Linked DNA regions of Homo sapiens: region 2 is linked to region 1. A link is an interaction called in ENCODE POLR2A ChIA-PET data of the cell type or tissue named here. Cell type or tissue: IMR-90. All regions are shown on one strand. Links, peaks and the distances in the headings refer to the core of each region. The heading gives the core; the rest is flanking DNA.

Region 1 (7,616 bases), core at 957-5,956:
TCCAAGCCCACTGTGGTCAGCAACAAAAAAGGCCCAGATTCAGACTAGGAAGAGCCAGGTTACCCTACCTCACCCCTGCCTCCATGAAAACCAGCCCATTTCAGACAGTTTCTTTTTCTCCCAAGACCAGGTCAAACACAATGCAAGACAAACAAACGTGGATCAAATATCTGTTTTAAAAAACTAAAAACTGCTGGAAACTCCTATATTGGGGTGTTTGGGGAGGTATTGTCTCTCAACTTTCAAGCATCGCTGGGCTACAAACAAGTAAAAAAAAAAAAACTATATAGACATACACATAGTATATACTTAAAATTCAATTCTTTATAGTTCCAATTGAGGTAACTAAGCCAAACACCTTAATTACTACAGAAATCACACAAACGGTTAGTCAACAGGAAACACATCAAGTGTTACTCTAATCTTAAAGAATTCCAATACTTCATGGTGATATGAAATTGACTTTTTTTTTTTTCTTTTGAGACAGAGTCTCGCTCTCTCCCTCAGGCTGGAGTGTAGTGGTGCAATATCAGCTCACTGCAACCTCTGCCTCCCAGTTCAAGCTATTCTCCGGCCTCAGCCTCCCAAATACCTGGGATTACAGGCACATGCCACCACGAGCAACTAGTTTTTGTACTTTTAGTAGAGAAGAGCTTTCACCATGTTGGCCAGGCTGGTCTCGAACTCCTGACTTCCAGTGATTCACCTGCCTCGGCCTCCCAAAGTGCTGGTATTACAGGCATGAGCCACTGCGTCCTGCCTGAAATTGACTCTTGCAATTGATTAAAATCCTTTTTTTGCCTACTCTATGAAATACAGACAATGTGCATGAGTATAATAAACAGGCAGCTGTCCAAAAATATCACACACACACACTCAAAGTCATTTTAATAAAAGCATGATATTGACTTGACAGAAATACAGAAATAACACAGTACATTGAAAAACTGTGCCTGAGACAGGCAGCATTAATGGAGAGGAGGTCAGAATGCAGGGTCCTCTCCTCATGTGAGTAAGGCATTTTAGGGAGGGACCCTGGGAAGTCAGAGGAGGTATGGCTGGACAAGACTCAAGGAAGAGAAAATCAGCTCAAACAGGGCTGGGAGGCCCTGGGGACCTCACCTTCTAGACTCCACCTGTGTGTAGCAAACTCCACCCACAAGAAGAGTGACTGGGTCTGCAAGGTGCATGAATGGAATGGAAATCTACCCTCGCAAACAAGCCTGTCATTCATATGGTCCCGCTCAGCAAGAATAAAAATGAGAGGAACGTGAGAAAGGCTGTCCTAAGAGGCTGACCTCTCATGCTATAGTGTCATTTCAGCAGGCAAATAATCAAATTGCTTACTGTCAATATATGACCCAAAGCAATCAATTGTAGCGAGAAGGCACTTGGAGTTATCAATTTATGTAACAAAAATGACATTCCTTGGTGTTTCCTTCCTTATCTACCTCAACCCCCACCCTAGCCTACTCCCCGCGGCTGTCACACAGGGCAAAGGAGCTGGGATTTTGCCTTTGGCTGGTGTACTGGGACATTTCCAGAGCCACCGGACTTGCCTGCTTACTACTGTGGTGGATTATGAAAGGCCTTGTTATCCTGAGCTCCGACAGGGCAAATGCAAACACTTCGGCCTGGTGCAGGCCTTTAACAAGCCTGCAGCGGCTGCCGCCTGCAGAAAGCATGGTCGGTGGCAAGCTTGCCAACAGCCCAAGCCAGCTGACCAGCATCCAGCCACCACTTCTTTTCCAAACACTGACTGAACAAGCCTTGATTCAGCTCTTATGTTACACTCTGGTGAAGAACAGTGCAGAAGCACCAAGAGAATCATTTGAAAGGAACTATTCTGGGCATACACCAAGCACATGTTCCCATGGAATTGTTAATAACTCAGGGGTCCTTTATATTTGTTTGAACCTTCCATGTCTAGCTGTGGAAAAGACATATTTCTTTTTTCTCTCCAGGGACAATAAAGGCAGGAAAGTAAAACTCCTGGTAATGTCATATCCAGTCAAACAGGAAGGTTTGTAGGCTCAGGGCTGAAAGGTTTCCACAGCTACACTGAGCCAATATGAAAATAATTTATTTCACTTTCATCTGTTTCATTTCCTCCAAAATTATCATTCAGGTCCCTGACTCCCTCATCTATGAAGACAAGAGGAAACATTTTATAAACACAACAGAATACAGTGTTTAAAAAACACATGAGATATGGAGAAACCTGAACTTTCACTCATTGCTGGTGGAAATATAAAATAGTGCAGTCACTTTAGAAAACCATTTGGCATTTCCTCAAATTGTTAAACACCAAGTCTCTATATGACCCAGCAACTCCATACTTAGGTATTTACTCAAGAGAAGTGAAAACGCATGTTCGCACAAATACTTAAACACAAATGTTGACGGCAGCATTATTCATGATAGCTGAAGAGTAGAAACAACCCAAATGTCCATGAATAAAAAAAAATGTGGTATATCTATAAAACAGAATATTATTTTGCAATAAAAAAGAATGAAGTACCAATACATGCCATGACATGGATGAACCTTTGGAAAACATTAAACTAGATGAGAGACGTCAATCAAAAAAGACCACATATTACATGACTTCATTTATATTAAATGTCCAGAACTGGTTGATCCATACAGACAGAAAGCAGATTAGTAGTTGTCTGGGTCAGGGTTGAGGTCGATCTGTCAAACTACATGGGAAGAAACGAAGTTGAAACTATTGCCTAAAGTGAGACATCTGGCTTTTCCACAGTTAACAGAAAAGTATCTCTTCAAATAGGATGACCTTCCTGAGGAGAGCAAGGAAGAAAGAAGCACGTCAGGGGTCTGTGGTAGCAGCCAGGCCTGCCTTGCACCTGCCAACTTGGAAGAATCTAAATGCAAAACATTTAACATCCCTCATAGTGATCCACATGAACTTAAACCAACGTATACAAGAAAGACAAAGAGGTTTCTCATGCCAGGCACAGAACTTAGGTCTACACAGCACCCTTTGCAAACTGTCACCAGACACCTGCTCCAGTTATCTTGAATCAGCTACAGCCCCAATCTTCCAAAGTAAACTGAAGCAAAGATCCTCGGAATCACAGTGAACTTCAAAGGGAAATTTAGCTTTGTGCTAACGCCTCAGATGAAAAAAGGCAGGCCAAATCAAACCAGGTACGTTAAGTGTGATATCTGCCTGATATCTTGGTAGCAAGTTGATTTAATAATGGAAATAGGTGACCACTGCTGAGAAACAAGCTCTGAGGTTGCCCTTTGATAGATGGTGAAATCCAGGAAAGATGGCAGATTCTGCTTGCCCAATGCTTAAAATCAGGACAAGGCAAAGTATGTCACAAACACAACAGGGAAGGGGTCCAGCTCTGGGAGAAAAATAAACTGTCTTCCGACTGCAGCATCAGCTCTTCTGTGTTTTAAAATAAAATTTATAAAAGTAAGCTTCACCTTCCCTCCACCCACCGTAAATAGTGAGAGAAGGCCACACATAGGCAAGACAAGCATTTACATATACGTATACCCTGCAACCCTTTATTTAAGGGCTGAAACAGATTTGAGTCCCCTGGTATTACAATGTAAACAATTTTTCTTTCCATATAAGTATGTGCTGCACTCACAGCTGGTGGTGGTGTCAGTTTACATCCTCCTTTAGTTTTAGGAATAGCAGTGGGTAGAGGGATAGTGGCCTGCAAGTCAGACAATCAGAGTCCTCAACCTGGCTTCAACATTAACTAACAGGATAACCCCAAAATACTCTGGGCATTGCATTTAATCATGTGTGAAACAAGGTGGGATTATCAGTGGTTTTCTCTTTCCTTTTTTTTTTTTTTTTTTTTTTGGTAAGCTGTGAAATCATTTATACAAATGAAATCTCATGGAGAATCTCAATATATATAAGAGCTTAAAGCAGACAGGCTGCTTAAAGCTGGAAGGGATACGGGGGAAGGGAGGGGTCTCCCTTGAGGCATCTTCTGGAATCCTGGGACTCCACGGCACATAATATGAAAACCACTGACAAGTTCCCCTGAATACAAAAAGTCAATTCCACTTTTAGTAAAATACGTCTTTAGAACTTTAACTGAAACCACAGAAGACAAAATGGAAAGACTAACGATTTCTAATCCCTACTCCTGGGGAGGGGGTGGTGTGTGGAATGGGGGGCAGGGGCAGAAGTATTACAAGGGGTCCTTCATTCATAAGCATGTGAATGTCTGATACATATACACATGCCTATTTTTCCAATGAATTTATATGCTGCGATTGATAAAAGTAAAATTCATTTAAAGTGTTAAAGAAATTCAAGGTCATGTGAGAATCTGATTCTTTTTTATTAAAAAGGAACATTCTAAAAGATTGGGAGCCACTGCGACAGAGAAATAAACAATATTCCATCTGAAATAAATGATGTAAATTGATCTCTTAAAAATACTAACAATGGCCTTTAAAAAAAAATTTAAAGATTCTACTACCTACACTGACAAACTAGTTAGATCCCTTGTTTACTAGCTGTGGCTATTAGAATGCTGCTTGGGCAGGATTATGAGGCATGTCCAAGCTGGGTAGGAAAGAATGTCACCTTTGATAAGCATTGTCTAGCATGGCAGTGGAAGGAATAGGAAGTGGGGGAAGAACATGTCTCCTGTATTGGTACTCCAAGCTACGCCAGACAATCATCTTTATCAGGCAATCATCTAAGATATGACAATTAGCAGAGACCTGTGTTCTAACTTGACTCGGACATTATGCTAAAACACTGGAGAGTTTTCAACAGCATAAGCCATAATATGTGCTTCAAAACTTTGACTTAATTACTTATATTTGTTCACCTTGTGACAACTGATAGTATAAGAAATTCTCATTTAATACTATTTAAAAAAACAAACAAACAAGTCTGACTTCAAAAAAGTTTATAACTCCCGACCAGATGACTATACTAAATGAATTATGGCATTATTATGATCACATACTTTGTCATATATTTTTAAGCCTAAATAGTAGAAACATGAGAACCTCAGTAAATGCAAGCCAATAGCAGCTACCAGTCATGGTAAAAATTAATGATGTTTTATCTTAGAAACTATGTATCAAAGTTTTATCCATTTAGAATCAGCCCCATTAAAAAATGAAACCTACATAAAGAAAGTTACAAAATGTGAATCTAGCAATCACATATTTCACTTAAAATAAGAATTAAGGAGGAATGGCTAAATCAGAAAATAAAAGGAGTGTTTTATATTTCTTAAAATTTATCTTTCAGAAGTTCATAAAATAATATGGAACTCATCATTAATGAGAAAAATATGTTTGAATATTTTTAGTCCACAACTTTACTAGTCATAGCAGGGGAGAGGCTGTTTAAAATCATTATTCTGTGTTATATTAAAGATTGTTCACAAGATTTTTTTCAGTGCAAATTCAAGAAATATAGAAAATTAAGATAAAACATCTCATAATCCATTTTACACTGGAGGTGTTATTTATTCATAGAATGTGAGTGAAGTGTCTGATTATTTTACTCAGAAAGGCAACTGACACTCTTGGAAATTCTGTTCCTTCGGTCAATTGTGTAGAGTCCAATCATCTGGCATTTGAATGATGCAAGAAATTAACAAATCAACTGGGGAGAAATATTCATTTTTGCAAGCTAGGAAGACAATGAGTTGATGTTTTGGGAGAAGACAAATGTGACTTCCTCCTCTGCAGCAGCAGCCTTCCTCCAGAGAATCCTCTTGTAACAACTATTACACCACTGGGTCAAACGTGTCCCCCAAACAAATGCACAGGGACCTACCCACCAACACCTGCCCTAGAAGAGAGTGCCACAGGATGTATGTGCATGCATGTGTTTTCTTAAATACAGATGGAGCACTTTAAAATAGAGTCCCAGAAAATAAAATCTGAACAGAACCATAATACTCAGTATGTCTTCTCTAAAGTGTGCTGGGAAACACTTCATTATATTCTGTTACTGGGATTATTACAATCATCTAAAATTTTAAACATGAAGCTCTCTGTGCTTGGAAGAAGATTTATTTCTCTGTTTAAATTACCTAAAGCAAACCTAAAGTGCTTTACCAAACCTAAAGCATTTAAAAGAAAAACCATTTCTCCTACAATATTGGTTTATGATATATTGACAAAAAGGCAATTGGACCGTAAGTACAGCATTTTGTAAAATTTAGGTGCTGTACAGGCAATGCTGCAAATATTTTAGACAAGCATTTGGATCTGTTTTACAACACCATGTATAAACAAAATATACTGGGCATAACATTTCTTTTATCACATAAATCATTATAATATAAACTTCTCCCTCTCTCCTCATAATATTTGGATTATTTCATTGTTCTACCTCCTTATTTTCCAAACAAGTTTAGTCCAGTGGAAAAACTATGTATCATTTCCCTGGTTTTTATGCCTTCAGAAAAGCCTTCTTTGTAGCAGTCACACCATCAGCAGAAAACTACTAAGATTAAGAAAACACTAAGGCAAACTCCAGGAAATGCAAACTGGCAAGAAAATGACAGAAGCTAGCCTGAGGTTTCCCTCCAGATAATGAGGAGAGGGTATGTTAAGATAATTAATTATGCGAAACTGAAGCAAGAGACCCTTAATCACAGAGAAATATTTTAGATCATTTAAAATGTACCTGGAGATATCGTAAGTTTCCTTCCAAAGGGTTTAATGACTGCTTATTATATTTATGAAAAGTGCTGGCTTATTTGCATTGCTAATTACTCCCATTTCTGGTCATTTCAAAAACATTGAGATTTAAACAGATAAATTCGCAAACAGGCCATTTAAGAAAGGAAAAATATAAATGACCTAGGGAGGAAAGTTATATTTAATAAATTTTTAAAATGCAAAAATACCATGTGATAGCTTTTGCTAGTTGTCCAATCACAGATAATTGTAATATAATAATACTCATTGTAGGCAATGGTGAAGTGAAAAATGCTTTAATGCTCTTTCACTGTCAAGAGCGTCAATTTGCAAAACTTTGTTGTTGTTTTGGTTTTGGTTGGTTTTTTTGTTTGTTTGTTTTAGAGACAGGGTCTCATTCAGACCCTCGGGCTGGGGTGCACTGGCTGTATCATAGCTCACTGCAGCCTCAAATTCCTGGGCGCAAGCAATCCTCCCACCTCAGCCCACACACCCCAAGTAGCTGGGACTACAGGTGTGTACCACCATGCCCATCTACTTTTTTTCCTATTTTTTTTTTCTTTAATTTTTGTAGAGATGGGGGTCTCCCTATGTTGCCCAGGCTACTCTCAAACTCCTGGGCTCAAGTGATCCTCCTGCCTTGGCCTCCCAAAGTGTTGTAATTACAGGCATGAGTCACTGTGCCTGGCCCCTGCAAAATCTTCCTTGAGGATGATTTGGTCATATAGATGTTCCTTGACTTACAACAGGGTTACATCTTGATAAAGCCATTGTATGTTGATAACACTGTAAGTTGAAAATACATTTAATACACCAACCTGCTGAACACTATAGCTTAGCCTAGCCTACCTTAAACATGCTCAAAAACACTTACATTACCCTACAATTGGGCAAAATTACCTAACACAAAGCCTATTGTATAATAAAGTGTGGAATATCTC
Region 2 (7,616 bases), core at 1,666-6,665, 53 kb after region 1:
TCCGCCTCCGGGGTTCACGCCATTCTCCTGCCTCAGCCTCCTGAATAGCTGGGATTACAGGTGCCTGCCACCATGCCCGGCTAATTTTTTGTATTTTTAGTAGAGACAGTGTTTCACCGTGTTAGCCAGGATGATCTCAATCTTCCTGACTTCGTGATCCGCCCGCCTCAGCCTCCCAAAGCGCTGGGATTACAGGCATGAGCCACCGCGCCTGGCCGTTCTCTAAAATTTTTATAGCATTCTGTTCTTGTTTCATGGGTATGGTATCTTCCGTAATCTCAGTTATAATATTAATCATGATTTTTAAAGAGTTCTCTTTGCCCTATTTGTATCTCCTTAAAGTTGTTTTTTTTTTTTTTTTTGGTATGTTTTTATGTTTGGGGCTCAGTCTTTCATGTTGGGAGCTTTCCTCAGAGGGCGGCAATCACTGGGTGCTTACGTTTGAGAGCAGGGAACTGAAAGGTGCTTTAGAAGCTCTAGGTATGTTGTATTTACCTGGCACTTCTTCCCTTCCCACCCCTATCCAACCCCTTAACACACTTTCCACTCTCCCCTACTCCTAATCTGGTTGATTTGTCTTTCTCTCAAGATTCAACTCGAGCATTGACTCTTTTTGGAAAGCATTTTTGGTGTCCCACTCTGCTGTAATACTTTAATATACCCCTGTTACCACTCCACATAGATTGTGAACTGCTTGAATGTAGGGACCCAATTCTAGCTCTCCTTTGTGCCCCACTATGTATGGCATAGTCACATACATATTGCCAGTGCTCAGTAATTGTTTGTGGAGAGAATGGATGTATGAATGCTCACCTCCACCATGCACTTTATGTGCATTACCTATTTTTATCCTCACAATAACTCCATGCCATTCTGCTTTTTTCATGGTTTGTCTTCAAATGCGGAAATATGGGAAGAAAAGACAAACAACTGATAAAATGTTGAGTTAAGTGAATGTATTGATATGCAAACGAACAGCCTTTATATTGCCATGTAGGTTTAAAACAGAGATGTAGGCTGGGCGCGGTGGATCATGCCTGTAATCCCAGGACTTTGGGAGGCCGAGGTGGGCAGATCACAAGGTCAGGAGATCGAGACTATCCTGGCTAACTCAGTGAAACCCCGTCTCTACTAAAAATACAAAAATTAGTCGGGCATGGTTGTGGGTGACTGTAGTCCCAGCTACTCAGGAGGCTGAGGCAGGAGAATAGCTTGAACCTGGGAGGTGGAGCTTGCAGTGAGCCAAGATCGTTCCACTGCACTCCAGCCTGGGTGACGGAGTGAGACTCCATCTCAAAAACAAAAAACAAAACAAAACAAAACAAAAAACAGAGATATAAATAAGGGAATGAAATTGATGAGATAGAGAAAAGGCTTAATATGTACCTGGCACTGTGCTAAGTAAGCAATTTGTATACTTTACCTGTTATTTCTCAAAAAATCCATTAATTTATAGATGAGAAGTTAAGGTTCAGAGAGATTGAGTACTTTGTGCAGTTCAAACAATTATGTTTTAACATCAGATCTCTTTGGACCCCAAGCCTATGCTTGTCGGTGGATCAAGACAGGGAGGGTGTTCACTTTGGTGGGAATTTTGGTACCCTAACAGGAGGAACCCCTCTCCAGCTCACCCAAGTCCCTTGTGCCTGCACTTAGTGCCCTTATGTACTTTTTATTTATAATGTTGCTCTGCTTCTGGACCAAGGCTGTCAGAAGAGCCAGACAAGCAGCCTAAGTCACTTGTAGTGGAAACCCCTGATTTGGTTCTCTGTTTCCACCCTGGTGAATATCTGAACTGCTCAAGGCATAATGCCTTATAAATGCCAACTTTGTATTTATCAGCATGCTTCTTAGCTATAGCAATCAATAAGACATACCCTTCTTTTGCTAATGGCTACATTAAGAGGCATCTGTCCCTTTGCATTAAGGAATCACGTTATACTTGTCTGCCAATTGACCGAAATAAAGTATTTCCAGTAGCTGTATCTCTTAAAATGCTGCTGCTTTTCCTTTGGATTTGATACTAAAAATGCAGGTAAGATCAACAGAATGAGACTCCTAGTTCGCTCACCTCACCCGCTACTTACATTGGCACTGACCATGGGTCGAAACTAATAAATAAGCTTTTCTGGCATAAATGTCATGTGCAGCACTTCAGACATCTAGGAAAGTTCTAGAACTCTTTTCTACAAGCCATTTCTCTACTTAGCACTGTCAAAGAACTCATCCAAATATGTGATTGAACCCAGGAGCCCGAGGAAATTGAGCATTTGTGTTATGGATAATAATTTTTTATATTTTTTATCCCCACATCATTGGATGTAGGTCCAACTTAATTTGAGTAGGTCCAAGGCTAGACTACAGTTACGATCTTCATTAGCAAAGCAATATTGTATATTCTCCTCATCGCTGATTAATGGATTGTTTCCTTACATATATTGTAACTTTCTCTTTTTTTTTCAAGCCATTAATCATTTAACCTTACCCTCAGGCATGAGACAGGGTTTTATTTTTGTGCTTCTTAAGAGTATTCTTTAGACAGAATAAGTCATAAAAGCTCAAGTGCATTCATTCTCTTTTCAATTTGTGGATTTAATCCACCATAAAGCATTCCGACTATATAAAGAAATGAACCGTGTTAAAAGCAAGTATTATTAATGTGATACTTCCTCTGGGCACATTTGCCAACCAAAATATTAAACTTCCTTTAAAGAAATTCTTGAGAATTATTAGTTTGTCATTCAATTAAGGGTTTACATGTGTAAAAATATTCCAGCCATGATAATATGCCCTGCAATGTAATGTCAGATGTAGTTTTCCAAAAGGGATATTCAGGGGTCTATAATTTCCCATATTTTGGAGGTGGCCTAATTTTTCTCAATTAATAGAATACTAGAAAAGTGTGCTTTTAGCATTTTAGGCCAGTATTGGATACAATAGTCCATGTCCCTTTATGTTGAAAACATGAATGCCCAAATTGAATAGTTTCTATTTACCACTTTTCTGTTTGAACGTGTGGCCCACATCTGCTAGAATAATAAATGAAATACTAACTAAAATGTTTAAGCCCAAATAAAAATCACTACCCCAATTTGTTTTCTGTAAATGCTCAGAGTATTAATTCTAGCTCCCTCTCCCACCCTGTTCCCTTCCTCTTTCTTTACTTAGAACTAAACATGAAAAGTCATCTGTTCTTTTTTAGTCTAGAAATAGAAACCACCCTCCCACCCCATGCTCAGCCCAGGGAAGGTTACGGTGAGTTTGTGGCTGAGCAATGCAGGGGCTGACCCCATCTATGCTCCTGGAGGGGGATGGACAGGCACTGCCGACACAACGCAACAGCTGTTGCAGAACAGTCTCTTTCCCAGCAGAACACGGAGGGAACTGAGTCTCACTAGCTGCACTGGACATCTACATTTTAGTTTCTCCGAAAGGACAGGTGGTCCTAATACAGCCTGTCTCCAGCCCACCCTTTTCCCTTTTGTTCCTGTGAACATTGGTCTGCCCATCCCCAAGTGGTGCGTTAGTCATTCAAGGCTTTGGGGTGAAATATGATGCAAGAGGAGGAAGGGAAATCTTAGACACAGAACAAAGCCATTTGAGAGCTGTCACATCAGCCTAGGACTTTGATTTTGTGTGTTTTTGTCTTAAACACTGGTTGCTATAGCTACCGTGAGCAACACACATAAAGGAGCCAGGCAGTGGCTTTTCAGAATTGTGTAATACATTTTCTTTTTGAGCTTTTCTTGCACTGAATGTCAAGTCAAGGATACCTACTTTAATTAATGGTTAAATTGGAGTTGAAGATGAATCGTAATTAAGTACCTGACACTGATCATCTACAACCTCAGAGTAAGATTTTCAGTACTTCAGTTTTCTGCCAGATGTAGAAGTGTGCATGATACAGTTAATCAGGAAGAGTCTCGGAAACCCATTTAAAGCTTATTAACATTGATATTTATTCAGTTTTAAATACCCAGTGTCGGATTTATTCTGTTAATTTCAAGAAACAATTGGTAGGAATCACCCTTTGCTCTTCTTAAATGATTAGATAAGTATTTTTTCCATATCATTAGACATTGCAAAGGTTTAAGAGTTCTTGAACCGTGGAATCTTATGTAGAAGTTATAACGACTCTTTATAAAAGCTGAAGATCAACCTGCAACTTTCGATATTTCTCTACTTTATAATCTACTTTCTCTTTAGTGGCCTGCACACTGACTAAATAGCCATTGCAAACTCTTAATTTCCCTTTTGCTGAATTACCCTGCTCTCTGATCAGAGGCCATACTATCTGTGAAATTTTGCTTCAGAAAAGCCTGCACTGCAAAACCAAACAGTACAGAGATGTATAAAAGATCTCCTCAACCTTAACAGAGAAGCAAAAAGCAAAACATCTTCTTTGCTCCTGATGGAAATGATTACCAATTTAAGATTTCCCACAGAGAAGCCTCTCTCCATGATGCATGGAAAAATTTCCAGAACATAATCTAATAATAGCAAAATAAATAGAAATACTAAATAAATATGCCGACAAACCCATGGCTGATATCACTAATGGAAATCCAGAGTGCTGACAGTATGTGGGTTTTTCCTGTGACCCAGAGCATGTAAGAGGTATACACTCAATCTCAGTGATATCATATCGAGGTGTGGAATGTCACTGTGCTTTTCCATATGGAAAAAGTGAGGTACAGAAAAGGGATACGGCTTGTCCATGGTTATCTCGCACACAGGAGAGTTTATTACGGAGGTAAGCACCCTAGTGTTTGGCTGAGGCTTCTAATATATTGCCTGTTCTAGCACGTAAACTCTTTTTACTGTGAAGCCTTATTATGCTTTTCTTACATCTCACTGAACCTAGTGAGGTGATCAGGAAATAATTATTCTCATAATAGCTTTTAAAATGTATGCAAATAATACATATTCATGATAGAAAAAACTGAAATTATATTGTAGAAAAAAGAAAATAAAACTCAACTGTAATTCAATCACTTGCATTTTAGTGCATATCCTTTTAGCTATTTTCCTTGGCATATTCATTGTCTATATGTATATATAATATATAAACTTTTCTTTTGCAAGAATGAGACTGTACAACATAATTTTATTCTTTTCTTTTTGGCACATTTAGACTGCTAATATGTAAATATGTTAATAAATGTATTTCTACAACTTCATTTTTAATAGCTAAATAGCGACCTATTATTACACATAAATTCAGTAACTGAGTTAACCAATTCTTTAGGGGCTGTGCATTTAGTTTGTTTCTACCTTTTTTATGAAGTAGGAACACTAAAAAATACTAGAGTGAACATTTTTATAGTTAATGTTTGCAACCATGCTTAATTACAAATACATAATTATTGGTTGATTAGTATTAGTCTAATGATGTTTCCTCGGCCAGCAACTTATAGACTGCACATGACACAAAGTACATGCCTCTGAAGGATCCATATCCTACCTACCCGTGACACCATACCAATAGGTATCTGTTGAAAGCAGTTTTGAACTTTGCAGTCATTCCTACCTTGGTAATATTGGCAGGCAGGATTTTAGCACTGGGGAGAGGCGGAAAGAAGAGTTAAAAGTTCTGACTAAATAAAAAGATTTTTCATTAATGGAAGAGTTCAATTCCATTCCCTGCAGCAAATACTGAACAGGAATAGTCTCTAAATGTTCATGCGATAGAAAACACTATCTGTGTAAAGGGACAAATTGTGGGGAATAAACTGTGAAGGTCAGATTATCTTCTAAGAAGCCACATGGAGAAAGAAAACCCCTGATGAGAGAATCCCATCAACCAGTAGTAGATCAGCCTTGAAATATGAACTTTCATGGGATATCATGAATCCTTCTAGGAACTGCAAATCTCCTTGATTTTTCTGCCTGCAGTGTTTTGAAGATGTTTACAGTAAAACTGTAACCTAAGACTTGCCTTTCAGGAAAAGAGTAACTGGTAATCTGATCCTAGAAAGCTTTCTGCACTGGGCTTTTTAAATAGTAAGCGAGTAGAAGATTTTTCTCACTGTGCCCCCATAAAGGGAAAGAGATGGTAAGTAACATGCATTCAGTCACTCACTCTGGGCCAGGCACTATGGTAAACACTCTACATGCATCATTTCATTGCTTCCCTCCAACAACCTCATGAGTGCCTCATTATTATCCAGTTTTATGTAAGAGGGAAACACATTCAGAGGGATAAAAAATGTGCCTCAAGTTATAAAGCTGGTTGGTGGCAAAGACTAGATTTGAACATAGTCCTGCCAAACTGTAAATCAAATGTTTTGTTTTTCCTACCATATATACGTGTTTTAAATATCTTCCCTATAACTTTCTTGCCTAGATCTTGTTAATTCCTCTTTGACATAAAGCACATGCCTTGGCTAGCCAGGTAAAGGCAACTTTGTGAGTCTAGACCCTACTGTTTTTCATGGTAGCAGCCCTCAGAATACAGGCGCAAGGGCACCTTTGGCTTGAATAGAACTCCTCCTTCTCCAGATTCAGAGGGGGTCATAAGCCTGTGTATTTTGTAAGGGCACTTGTGTAGGAGCCTTTCAATTGGAGGCTGTTGATGGTTGTTGCTCATCTGAGGCAAGGCCTGCTGCTGTACTGGGTTTTCTTTGCTAACTTGGTAGGGACACAAGGCCCTCATGAATTATCAAACCTGAAGGGGTTATGAGAATCTCTGAATTTGTAGCCAGTCACTCAGAAGCGTGGGTATCCCAGGGACCCTTGAAGTGTGGCTGGCATCTGCAGTGAGAGTAGTCTTGTGGAGGGCTACTTTCTGTTTCTAGAAAGAAGCCTAGAGATAGCCACATGTTGAGGAAGACCCTTACAAAACTCTGATGAAAGGATTACAGAAAAATAAATATTATTTCAGTGGTTTATTTCACTAATTCAATCAAGTAATGATAACCCTAATAATAATAGTAATTAACAGCAATAGGCTGGGCAGGGTGGCTCATGCCTGTAATCCTAGTACTTTGGAAGGCTGAGGTACGAGGATTGCTTAAAGACAGGAGTTCGAGACCAGCCTGGGCAACACAGCAAGAACACATTTCTTAAAAGAAAAAAAAATAGCCATGTGCAATAGCATGTACCTGTTGTCCCAGCTACTTGGGAGGCAGAGGTGGGAGGATTGCTTGAGGCCAGGAGTTGGAGGCTGCAGTCAGCTATGATTGTGCCACTGCACTTCAGCCTGGGCAGAACAAGACCCTGTCTCTAAACAAAAATAAAAACAAAAATTTAAAGCAATAATAGCCCATAGCTTTTATTGAACTCTTACCCCATATCAGGTACTCTTTAAGCATCGTATACATATTCCAAAATCATCTGGTCTATTGCCTCCAATTTAAAGGCTCCTACACAAGTGCCCTTACAAAATACACAGGCTTATGACCCCCTCTGAATCTGAAGTGACTGGAGAAGGAGGAGTTCTATTCAAGCCAAAGGTGACCTTGTGCCTATATTCTGAGGGCTGCCACCATGAGGAAGAGTAGGCTCTGGACTCACAAAGTTGCCTTTACCTGGCTAGCCAAGGCATGTGCTTTATGTCAAAGAGGAATTAACAAGATTCAGTTCTGGCATTAACCTCCTAAAGTTGATGCAGACCC

The links. ChIA-PET counts read pairs that join two places held together with the same protein. Peaks named below come from ENCODE experiments on the same cell type or tissue, not always from the same donor. Only the 100,000 strongest peaks of a DNase experiment are listed, where the experiment ranks them.
Region 2: POLR2A ChIA-PET joins it to region 1 with 5 read pairs; 4 of 35 experiments call an interaction of 5 or more read pairs at or near these places.

Annotation. Positions count from the first base shown.
Region 1 is chr14:59,209,584-59,217,199 of GRCh38, reverse strand. The region is part of intron 1 of DAAM1 (dishevelled associated activator of morphogenesis 1); the gene reads right to left. Among named protein-coding and RNA genes, the nearest start is that of DAAM1, 25 kb to the right of the region's middle. In IMR-90, for the core only: no CTCF peak of the experiment used is centred there; DNase peaks (open chromatin) are centred at 1,719 and 3,629; H3K27ac peaks cover 152 bases.
Region 2 is chr14:59,157,672-59,165,287 of GRCh38, reverse strand. LOC107984642 (a long non-coding RNA gene) reads right to left here and starts at 7,144. Exons shown (of 2, transcript XR_001750928.1): 1 at 7,104-7,144. In IMR-90, for the core only: no CTCF peak of the experiment used is centred there; DNase peaks (open chromatin) are centred at 3,617 and 5,927; H3K4me3 peaks cover 219 bases; H3K27me3 peaks cover 706 bases.